Regions from separate parts of the Homo sapiens genome. Here region 1 is linked to region 2. The links are chromatin loops, found by intact Hi-C in ENCODE. Cell type or tissue: heart right ventricle. All regions are shown on one strand. Links, peaks and the distances in the headings refer to the core of each region. The heading gives the core; the rest is flanking DNA. Region 1 overlaps CAPZB (capping actin protein of muscle Z-line subunit beta). Region 2 overlaps MICOS10-NBL1 (MICOS10-NBL1 readthrough).

Region 1 (5,369 bases), core at 58-5,057, 270 kb after region 2:
AACAGTCTTGGGCTTTGCCTAAGGTTCCGTGGCCAGCTCACAGCAGAGCAGAGGCTAGAACCCAGGTCTCTTAGTTCTCACTCTTTCCACCAATGCTGTGGCTCCTTGAGGTCATATGTTAATAAAAAATGCCAGGGCTTTCATGACAGCTCCGGTTCTCTTTGTTCAGTGCTTTCCCACCATACCATGGTTCATATCTGAGAGTGCTGGGTTGGAACCACACAGGAAACTTGTCATCAGCATCCATTCAGATTTAGTTCTGGACAAGTGCTTTTGCTAAAGATTCCTATTACCTGCCAATTTATTAATTTTAAAGTAAAGTTGATTGGAGTTTGGGAGGCTCCGTGTTGTAAAACTCCTCCTTTCCTCCCTCTTTCCCTCCTTTCTTTCCTTCCTCCCAAATATATTAAGCATTTGCTGTGTGTCAGGCACAGCCACAGGCACTGAGAATCCTGCAGTGAGTAAGATCGAAGTCCTTGCCCCAGTAAAACTTACATTCTAGTGAGGGATACAGATAACTGATCAATGAAAAAATACTCCACCTGGTGTTAAGTGCTAGGAAGAGATTACTCAGATGCTTTCGATTCATAGATGAATCTCTTGGATAGGAGTAGAGTCAAGCCTCTTTTATACCAAACCCTATTTTCTTGTGAGCTTTCCTACGTTGAGGGGACTTAGCTGCAAGCAGTGTGCCTGGCAGGAGAAGGGAAACAGCTGGCTCCAGGTGGAACTGGGGTGAAGCACCGGATCCTCACAGGTACGTTTGTACCCTGTGTCTGAAGCAGCACAGTGAATTCAGGTATGATCCAGGCTATTGTTGCCATCTGAGAGTAACAGGTGACAGATGATATTGTCTAAAGGAAGGGAAAGGAACCTGAACGTGTCAGGCAGTAACATACGTGCATTTCCCTGTGCCAGGCTCTGCCCTGAACACGGAATGCATTGTGTCATGTGGGTCCTCAAAATCACATGGGCATGGGCACCCAGATGGGTTGGTTTTATTATCCCCATTTTACAGGTACGGAAACCAAGTCTTAGTAGAGAAGTAAAATGACTTACCCAGGCCATAAGGCTACTTGTACGCAGCGGAGTCAGGAGGTCTAACTTCAGACCCTGTTTGCTCAGTCTCTACTGTAATTGAGGAAAAATTGAGCTGATGGTGTCAGGACTCCAACCAGAGAGAATGGGTTCCAGGCAAAAGTTGAGGCCCAACAGATAAGCCAAGGCAGCATCCCAGCATTATAAACAGAGATGCTTAGGGACAGGCATGATGTGTTAGGTGAGGTGGCTTCATTGGCTGTGGCAGCACAGCAAGGCCTCTTTCAGGTCCCAGATGGCCTCGGGTGGAAGCTGTTAGACCTTCCTTCCTCAGCCAGGACTTCCTTCCAGTTGAAGGGCTCTGTGGCCACAGCTAAGCAGGGCTGGGGCTAGGAGAGGGCTGTTTGCCACCAGAGGGTGCCTTTAGCATGCACTGTCCTTCCCCTTAGCTGGACATTAAACCAAAGTTAGAGTAGGAGGAGTAGGGACTTTGGACTCATCTGGCCCTGGTTTTGTTTTCTGTCTCCACTGCTTGCTTCTTGTGTGGCCCTTGGGTAACTTTATGGCTCCCGGCCTCAACTCTAATCTGTAAAATGGGGCTTTGCATACCCACTTTGCAGAATGCGTGTGAGCTTTCAAGTCAACAATATGCTCTACCATAGTGCGTGGTGCATGGCAGGCACATGGAAATGGTAAGGTGCATGATATTATCACCAAAACCAACTTTGAAAGTAGCCCCCATTTTTATTATGTTTGTTAGGAAAGGGCAGATACACATGGAGAAAGAATTCTGAAAACAAGCACAGGTACAGGCCAGGCCTGGGGGCTCACACCTGTAAGCCCAGCACATTGTACACAGGGGTTGGTGGTGTATGTCTATCTCTTTGGGTACTGTCCCCTGTATAAGAAACAGATCATCTCACCAAGGCCAGAATTTCTGTGAGTTATGAGGCAGGGTTACAGTCCTTTAGTTGTGCTGGGCGTTGCTTTCCAAGCTGAGTTCTAAAGCACCCTGGAGGGGCAGCAGAGGAGCCCGTGGAGGCTGGGTGGTCCCTGTGGTGGTGGGACTCCCTGTCCCTGCCTGTCTCTTGGATGGTGGCAAGGGCCTTCTGGAAGAACACAGGAACCACTGTCGCTGTCAGCCCGTCTGCTGAGCTGCTCTGCTGGTGTCTTTGCCATACGATGGAATTTTTCCACTGGGAAGGGTTATTGGTGCAACTGGCAGGCACTTTCCTGGTAAACGATATGGTGGAGCCCCCATAAACCCAGGCCCATGAAACAAATAAGTCAGCACATTGAAAATATAGCGTGGAAGTGACTCAGGCCTGAAGGAATCCATTTCTGAAAGTGCTGCCATCCCTTTCTGGGATATTTTGGTAGAAATTGATGTTTGAGTTGGGAGGAGGAGGCCAGTGGCCTGGTTACTTGCAGAGCCTTGTGTCAGAGTCGCAACATTGGCCCAGAGTTTGAGTCCTGCCAGCCCCCGACCGCGGGGTCATCTTTCTTGGTGAGGCGGCCCCCTGGCAGGCCAGCCGGAGGTGAGCCCACTGGGGCTCTGTGCTGTGGGGGAGCCGGGGTGAAGCTCTCTTTGCAGCAGATAGAGTTGACTCTACAAGCCAACTGGTAACACTTGGCTAGGGGCCTGGAAAGTACTGGAGACTCCACCCAGCATAGGAGCCTGTGGGAGTTCCCGGCACGGACGAGTTTTTCTACTCCGAGTTCTTTAGATTCCTGTGTATTTGAAATGTTTACCTTCTTCTCGGGACTTCAGCTTGTACTTTGCCCACCAGAGACCAATACCAAGCACATACACACTTAAATTTACTAGGCCACCCTGGTGACCAGGTAATTAAAGCTGCACACAGTTTTTGGAAGGAAGACTGTATTAGAAATCACGCTCCACTGTAATTCAAGAATGGGTTTCTTTATAGAGGGACACAGTTGGTGTCAGACACATGTGGAAAAGAAAAGAACAGGCCCATAATTTTGTCTCAGTGCCCAGGGCCAGATGTTAAAGGTACTGACCACAATATGGCTGCAGTATTGTTAGCCACCTGAGTTTGGTGTGCTGTTTTAACCTCTGTTTCGACCTTGTCCTTTCTCTCTGCCAGGTCCCCAGTCTATGTGAGGATCTCCTGTCTTCTGTTGACCAGCCACTGAAAATTGCCAGAGACAAGGTGGTGGGAAAGGATTACCTTTTGTGTGACTACAACAGAGATGGGGACTCCTATAGGTGAGCTCATGCCCCGGGGATGCAGCAGGCACAGCAGGCACACGCGGGCTGCCGTAGGTACCTGCTGCAGAGCACGGGGACCTTGGACTTGGGCAGCTGGCAGCCCATTCAGCTTTCCTTCCGTTTGTTCCCTGCCCTCCTCTCCTTTCTTCTCTTGTCCTCCCCATTCTTCTCATCGTTCCATCTGTTATTCCAATCATGCAGCAGACGTTTGAAGAGTGCCACCCACAAGCATGAGAGATAGAGCAGCGGACCAAAGGCCCCCTGCCTTCATGGATCTTCCAGTCTAACGGGAGAGGGATGTTGTTCAAAAACAACTGTTCTATTATAATTGCATTCAGTCCTGCGGAGGGCAGTGTACAGGGTGCGCATATGATGGGGATCCTGAGGGCTGGGAGGGTCTCTGTGGTAAGGGATCTACGAACGCAGCTCTGTCAGATACACAACTCTCCTCTCTCTTTCCGTCACCTCGCCCAAGGCTGTAAATAACTAAGTTGACATTAGTCCCTGCCCTGGGTGTCTGATCACCAGGTCTAGCATAGGAGACACATTGGGTAACTGGTAACTGTATGATGTGATTCATACAGCCAGTGCAAAGTCTGTTCAGGGTGGGACGGTAGCACAGAAGAGGCCATGGTCAACTCCAGGAGGACTTCCTGAAGGAGGTGATGTCTGAGCTGGGTTTTAAGGGCATGTAGGAGTTATACCTCTATTTTTTAAGAGTGGGAATCCTTAAACTGGCCCAGTGTTTCCATGATGAATTGCAGTAGTCACTGCCTTGGAGAATGGTAGAGGAACACAGCCTGCTTTAGGTTTATTTGGAGACCACAGAACCAGGGTTGTCTTGAAGCTTCACCCTGATGCTCTCTTTGGAGATGGGGCAAGGCTTCTGGGAAGTCAAAGCAGGAAAAATGATCAGGAGTCAGCCAGTGTGGGCTTCAAACCAGCACAGCTCCCTGTGTCAATGGGACTTTGACAAATCACTTATTGTCGCTGGTCTTTTAGTTTTGTCATCTGTAAAACGGAAATAGTAGTGTTTCTTTACTCAACAGAATGCTTCCTGAAGAAAATAAAGAGGACAGTGGGAGGGAGGGAGAGGACGGGCAGGCAGGGAAGGCTCTCCCACAAGTGGGAACTGGAGGATGAAAAGGTCCAGGTCTGGGGAAGAGCCTGCTGGGTGCTGAGGCCCTGGGTGATGAGCTCACCAGGATGGAGCTGGCAGAAGGCCAGAGGTGGAGAAGGCAGTGAGGGGAGGGCAGTGGGGGCGGAGATGAGGGAGGAGGCATGGCCAGGGCAGGTCTGGCAGGGTCTTGAAGGCCAGGCTGAGGGTAATAAAAGTTAGCACAGGGTTATTTATTGGGGGGATAAAAGAAGTAACACACGTGAAATGTTGAATGGCACAGACATTGTCATATACTTAAAAAGTTTAATACTGACTTATAAGAGACTAGACAACAGTTTTATAATCATGTCCCTTTCCTGGCTTTAAATGGAAATTAGGTAGAGATTATATTTTGCCCTCCTTCAGACCACAGACTAGAGTTGAAATGGTGAGAAGTGGTGAGATTTGAGGTCACTTTTAAAAGTAGAGCCAGCGGCCTCTGCAGGTAGGTGGGGATGGAAGAAGAGGAGGTGGGGTGTGAAGGGTGATTACAAGGCTTCGGACCTGAGCCACTGTTGATTGAGGTGAGGAGGACTCGGGGAGGAGCAGGCATAGGGACACTTTAAGCTTGAGAGGCCCATTAGATCAAAGTGGAGATACCAGGTAGGCTGTGGATGTACCATGTGGAGTTCCAGGAGAGAGGTTTAGGCTGGGGATGTGGCTGCAGATGTCCCAGCATATAGATGGTGATACAGCCCTGAGGCCGATCAAATTCATCCTTGAAGGGCTCATTCTGTGCCTGGAACTGCTGGTCACAGCATGGCGTCCAGGTGCTGTCCTTGGGAGCATCTTGCTCTGTCGCCCAGGCTGTAGTGCAGTGATGCGAACATGGCCCCCTGCACAAGACCATAGGCATGTATCACCATGCCCAGCTAATTTTTTTTTTTTTTTTTTTTGAGACAGAGTCTCACTCTGTTGTCCAGGTTGGAGTGCAGT
Region 2 (5,367 bases), core at 368-5,367:
TGTTCCCAAAGGTCTGGGGCAGGCAAGGCAGCCCCTAGGGTAATACTTCCTCATGGGATCAAGAATCCCAGAGCCCACCTGTGATGCCCAGTTAGCTCTGGGGTCCCATGGGGAGGGGGAAATTGAACCCCTGCACAAGCCACCAGAGCTGTCTCCTCACATCCAGTCCTGCCACCTTCCCACCCATTCCCCACCAGCAGCCACCAGTGTGGCCTGCCCCTGCTAAAATCGCCCCCACCGCCGCGATCCCCCTGCACTTGGAGACAAACCCTGACCCCTCACTAAGGCCACCCAGGACCTTCAGGTGCCACCAGCTGGCTGGCCCCCCTACCCCTGACCCTGCACCACTCTTACCAATCCTGTGCTTGGGCTCTGCCTCAGGGACTCCGCACATGCTGTTCCCTTTGCCTGGAAGGTTCCCCCCACCCACCCCCCTATCCCCGCCGACTACCACATGCCCTAAACTGCGCCTTTGGGTCTGAGCTCAGACTTCACTTCCTCAAAAGAGCCCCACCCCAAAGCCCAGCCCAGCTGAGGCTCACCCTGCAGGAACCCCATCTACCTCCTACTCTGCCCCTATCATCACCCATCTAAGTACCTTTTTTCCTTCTCCCTCCCTTCCTCTCTTCCTTCCTCCCTTCCACAGAGCGCCTACCCTGTGCCAGCTCTGGGGACACAAAGACACATTTCCTTCAAGGAAATCAGAGTCTAGTGGGGGAAACAGATCTGTCAAAATCACCCGGATGCAGGTGGAAGACTGCAGGTGTGAAAGGTGCTTGAAGCGGAGGCATACTGTGCTCTGAGAGCCAACGGTACCAGGGTGTGCCCCAGTCAGGGGGCCTGGAAAGGGGCCCTGAGGAAACGCTGCTTGGGCCAAGGGCAGAAGAATGAATAGAAGTGAACTAGAGAAAGGGGACAGAGGTGGTGTTCCAAGCAGGGAAAAGAACAGGTGCAAGGGCCCTGGGGTAGAAGCGAACGGAGCAGGTGCGAGGCACTGAAAGAAGGTGGCTGTGTTAAGCGTCAAGCTACTAAGGAAGGCAGGAAGCAGGAGGAGGCTGGAAAGGCCACTGAGCCAGGCCATGCCAGGTTCTCGGGACAGGGCAAAGATTTTGGTCTCATCCTATAACAACAGGAAGCCCCTGAAAGGACTTCAGCCCATGAGAGACATCAGAATGGAACTTCGGGAACATCCCTGTCCTGTACAAGTTGGTGTCAGACTTCTGAGCCATCCTGTGGGGAGGCCCACATTTGTATCCCCAGCACAAGCCCTTCACCCTGCACACAGTGGGGCCTTTCTAAGGCCCTGTGGCCATCTGCTGGAATACAGGAGCCTGGGGAGAAAGGCCAAGGCTGGGGCAGGCTCCGGGCCGAGACTGGGTGGGGCAGGCAGGCAGTACTCACAATCTCCCACATGGACTGGGCTGGCATGCAGGAGTCACAGTGAACCAGGGACTCTGTGGACTGTGGGAAGGTGTTGGGGACGCTGTAGCTGAAGCACTGTCCTAGGCACGCCCTGTGGGAGGAGAGGTCACCATGCCTGTGTCACTGTTGGGGAGGCAGGGATGGGCAGCCCTGGTCCTCTTCCTCCCTCCTTGGACCCCTGTCCGCATCCCCCCACCCACCCCTTGGGTCCCACCTGTTCTGGATGGACTTGGCCTCACAGCCGCTGTGGCCCACGATCTGGGTGATGTTCTTGGCTTCGCACCAGGCACTCTTATCTGGGAACAGTGCCAGCTTGTTGATGGGTGGTGGGGCAGCCAGTAGCATGGCAGGGAGGACAGCCCCCACCAGGACCCGAAGCATCATGCCCGTGGCCTCCAGAGCCCTAGAACGGAGCACAGGTGCCAGGTGAGGCACAGCAAGGTGCAGGGGGCCGGGTAGTGGTGTTACAGCATGGACTCTGGCATCCGACTCCTTGGCGCAACCCCAGCTCTCCCACTTACTAACCAAGTGCAACTTTGGACAAGTTATTTCTCCCCTCTGAATCTCACAATTGGAGCTGGGAGTGGTACCTACATCAGATGGGTATCTGGAAGGTCAGATGAGATATTAAATGAGCCTAGCAGATAATACACATTCCATATGTGTTGGTTGGTTTTACAACTTCCTAAATTGCCTTGAGCAAGTTACTTTTTATCTCGGTGCCTCGGTTTCTTCATCTAAAAAGGGGAGATGGTGCCACTGCCTGGCACAGGATTGCGATTACGAAGTGTTCAAGCACATGTCAAGTGCTGAACAATTACTACCTCCTTTCTCCCTTTGATGCTGTGAGTCACCCAGGAAAATACACAAAAAGCTGTCCACACAGCCCTGGAGGGGCTGGCCACACACCATGTCTCCTTGAAAGCTACTGCAACCATTGTCAGGATTCTGATGTTTGAAAAGTTAGCCTTAACCTTCACGTTGCTGTGATTTCTTTTTGGTTTTGTTTTTTGAGAAAAGATCTCACTCGGTCACCCACGCTGGAGTGCAGTGGCATGATCACGGCTCACTGAAGCCTCGACTTCCCTGGGCTCAGGTGATCCTCCCACCTCAGCCTCCCGAGTTGCTGGGACTACAGGCGTCCGCCACCACACCTGGCTAATTTCTGTAAAGACCAGGTTTCGCCGTGTTGCCCAGGCTGGTCTCAAACTCCTGGGGCTCAAGCGATCTTCCTGCTTCAGCATTCCAAAGTGCTGGGATTACAGGCGTGAGCCACCGCACCTGGCCTGCAGTGAATTCCTGGGCCACCTTGGCTGGCCAGACCTCAGGCAAAAAAACTGACCCTGAACCAGACAGTATTGTTCTCTAAGATGCCTCACCAGAAACTCGAATCCACAAGGGCTCTACACAGATCACTGTCCCCAGCCCCATTCTAACACGTGAGTCAAGCGGGAGCCAATCAAAGCTAAGCACTTGGCCATTTGCAAATTCCCCTGCTATAGGATGGAGTGAGATACTAAAACAATACCAGGATCTGCCAAAAGGTGGCGCTGCAGGGCAGTCTGTGTCAAAGGATTCCGCTTTCAGGAGACTCGCCCCAGGTAAGTTTCACCCATGCCCCCCAGTGCAAAAAGCACGGGAGAGGGAGGCTTCAGAGATGAGGGCAGTGCCTTCTTCAAGGAGGCCCCCAAACCCTCGGAGGACGGCACAGCCGAGAAAGGGCATGGGTCCACGTGTGCTGGGTGACCGGGACACTCAGACCTGTTTCCCCACCACCTGTAAAATGAGTGCAGTGAGCCAGGCCAGTGGTTCCCAAACCTGAAATTTGATCAGAATTCCCTAGGAACTTGTGGAGTAAAAGTTCTAGGGTGGGTAGGAGTCTGCGTTTTGATCAGGCTTCCTAGGCAGCTATGCGCTCAGTCAGGGATTCTTTACCTTGGGACAGTCCCTAGAGGGGCCTGGATGAGGCTAAATCAGGAGGAAGAGGGGACAAGTCCTGGTCCCAGTGGCCCCACAGAAGCCCAGCACCAGGAGTCAGGTGGCTTGGGACTGGGCATCCCATTTAGGACAATCCTACCATGGGCCATGGAGATGGCAAAGCCAGGTACTTTTTTTTTTTTTTTTTTTTTGAGACGGAGTCTCGCTCTGTTGCCCAGGCTGGAGTGCAGTGGCACGATCTCTGCTCACTGCAAGCTCCGCCTCCTGGGTTCACGCCTTCTCCTGCCTCAGCCTCCCGTGTAGCTGGGACTGCAGGCGCCCACCACCATGCCCCACTAATTTTTTGTATTTTCAGTAGAGACGGGGTTTCACCGTGTTAGCCAGGATGGTCTCGATCTCCTGACCTCGTGATCCGCCCGCCTCAGCCTCCCAAAGTGCTGGGATTACAGGTGTGAGCCACTGCGCCCGGCCTTACTTATCTATTTTTTTGAGACAGAGTCTCACTCTGTCGCCCAGGCTGGAGTGTCATGGCATGATCTTGGCTCACTGCAACCTCCGCCTCCCGGGTTCAAGTGATTCTCCTGCCTCAGCCTCCAGAATAGCTGGAATTACAGGCATTCGCCACCACACCTGGCTGATTTTTGTATTTTTAGTAGAGATGGGGTTTCACCAGGTTGGCCAGGCTGGTCTCAAACTCCTGACCTCAAGTGATCTGCCCACCTCGGCCTCCCAAGGTGCTGGGATTACAGGTGTGAGCCACTGCACCCAGCCCAGAGCCAAGTACTTTATAAAGTGTCTGGGGAGCACGGGTCTAGAGGTGGGCTGGCTGAGTGGGGCTCCTGCAGGGCTGTGAACCCCTCCAAGCACTCCGCTCCCCATCCAGCAAGTTCCCCCAGCTCCTGCCCCTCTCCTGCAGGTCTCCATCTCAGGGGACCCCAATGCCGGGATAAGCCCCACTCCCAGCCCACTGGGGAGGAAGGGCAGCTGGAAGTGAGGTCGGACAGGCTGCCCCCCCGCCGCCTCCCAAATGAGTTCCTGTCACGATCCAGGCCCTCACCCACGCATTTCCGGTCTTGCTGACAAAGCCCATGTTTCCAGTACAACCACATCCTAACAAAATAGAATGGATTCCTCCCTAACTGGCAACCCAGTGAATTTTTCAACAAGCCTGGCATGCAGGCGGCTTCCTCACTCCTGAGTCAGGTCTGCCCACAGCACACCTGAAGGGTCCTGGAGGTCCATTTAAGGCCAGGGCTCCCTGGGCTGGACTGGCCCCCTAGACCCTTAGGAGAGGTCCAGGGACTCTTGTCCTCCTATATCTGACCCCATCTTGCTTCCTCAGGAACAACAGGTCACAGGGGGCCAGGGAGGTGACTGGGGCAGAAAGTGATGTGGATTTGGAATTGAGACTGGGGTTGTAATGCAAGTAGCCTGGGCCAGGCATGGTGGCTCACACCTGTAATTCTAGCACTTTGGGAGGCCAAAGCGGGAGGACCACTTGAACTCAGGAGTCCAAGACTAGCCTGGGAAGCAAAGTGAGACTTGGTCTCAAAATAAAATAAAATAAAATAAAATATTTTTTTATTATCACACTGTGATAACACATTTTTTATTATCACATTATGCATTGTGATGTGCACCTGTAGTCCAGCTATGTGGGAAGCTGAGGCGGGAGGATGGCTTGAGACCAGGCTTGGGGCTGCAGTGAGCCATGATTGCGTCCCTGCACTCCAGACTGGGTGACAGAGCAAGAACCTGTCAAAAAGGAAAGGGAAAAAAAGGACAGGAAAGAAAAGAGGGAGGGAGGCAGGGAGGGAGGGACAGAGGGAGGGAGGGAGGCTGGGGTGAGCACTTGGAGTTGGAATTAGGAGAGGTCACAACCGAGGCTGTGGGTCACAACTAGGCTGAAGCCGAGTGTTGAGACTGGGGTTGAGGCTAATGGAGGCTTACTGGGAAATGGGGTAATGGTGACTTTTTGGAAGAGGTTGCAGGCCCAGAGATCAGGAA

Evidence for each region. A loop is a pair of places that touch in the nucleus more often than their neighbours do. Peaks named below come from ENCODE experiments on the same cell type or tissue, not always from the same donor. Only the 100,000 strongest peaks of a DNase experiment are listed, where the experiment ranks them.
Region 1: a loop joins it to region 2, with 5 times the contacts of the local background. A loop is called at or near these places in 92 of 110 quality-filtered maps.

What each region holds. Positions count from the first base shown.
Region 1 is chr1:19,383,407-19,388,775 of GRCh38, reverse strand. It overlaps CAPZB (capping actin protein of muscle Z-line subunit beta), which reads left to right. Exons shown (of 9, transcript NM_004930.5): 3 at 3,150-3,271. Among named protein-coding and RNA genes, the nearest start is that of SLC66A1, 74 kb to the right of the region's middle. In heart right ventricle, for the core only: no CTCF peak of the experiment used is centred there; DNase peaks (open chromatin) are centred at 2,670 and 4,476; H3K27ac peaks cover 2,882 bases.
Region 2 is chr1:19,651,470-19,656,836 of GRCh38, reverse strand. It overlaps MICOS10-NBL1 (MICOS10-NBL1 readthrough), which reads right to left. Exons shown (of 4, transcript NM_001204089.2): 2 at 1,637-1,825; 3 at 1,402-1,513. The coding sequence starts at 1,806. It overlaps NBL1 (NBL1, DAN family BMP antagonist), which reads right to left. Exons shown (of 4, transcript NM_005380.8): 2 at 1,637-1,825; 3 at 1,402-1,513. The coding sequence starts at 1,806. Among named protein-coding and RNA genes, the nearest start is that of NBL1, 9.8 kb to the right of the region's middle. RefSeq lists a silencer at 2,805-2,944. In heart right ventricle, for the core only: a CTCF peak has its summit at 2,974 (motif pointing right); DNase peaks (open chromatin) are centred at 2,966, 4,376 and 4,741; H3K4me3 peaks cover 21 bases; H3K27ac peaks cover 2,780 bases.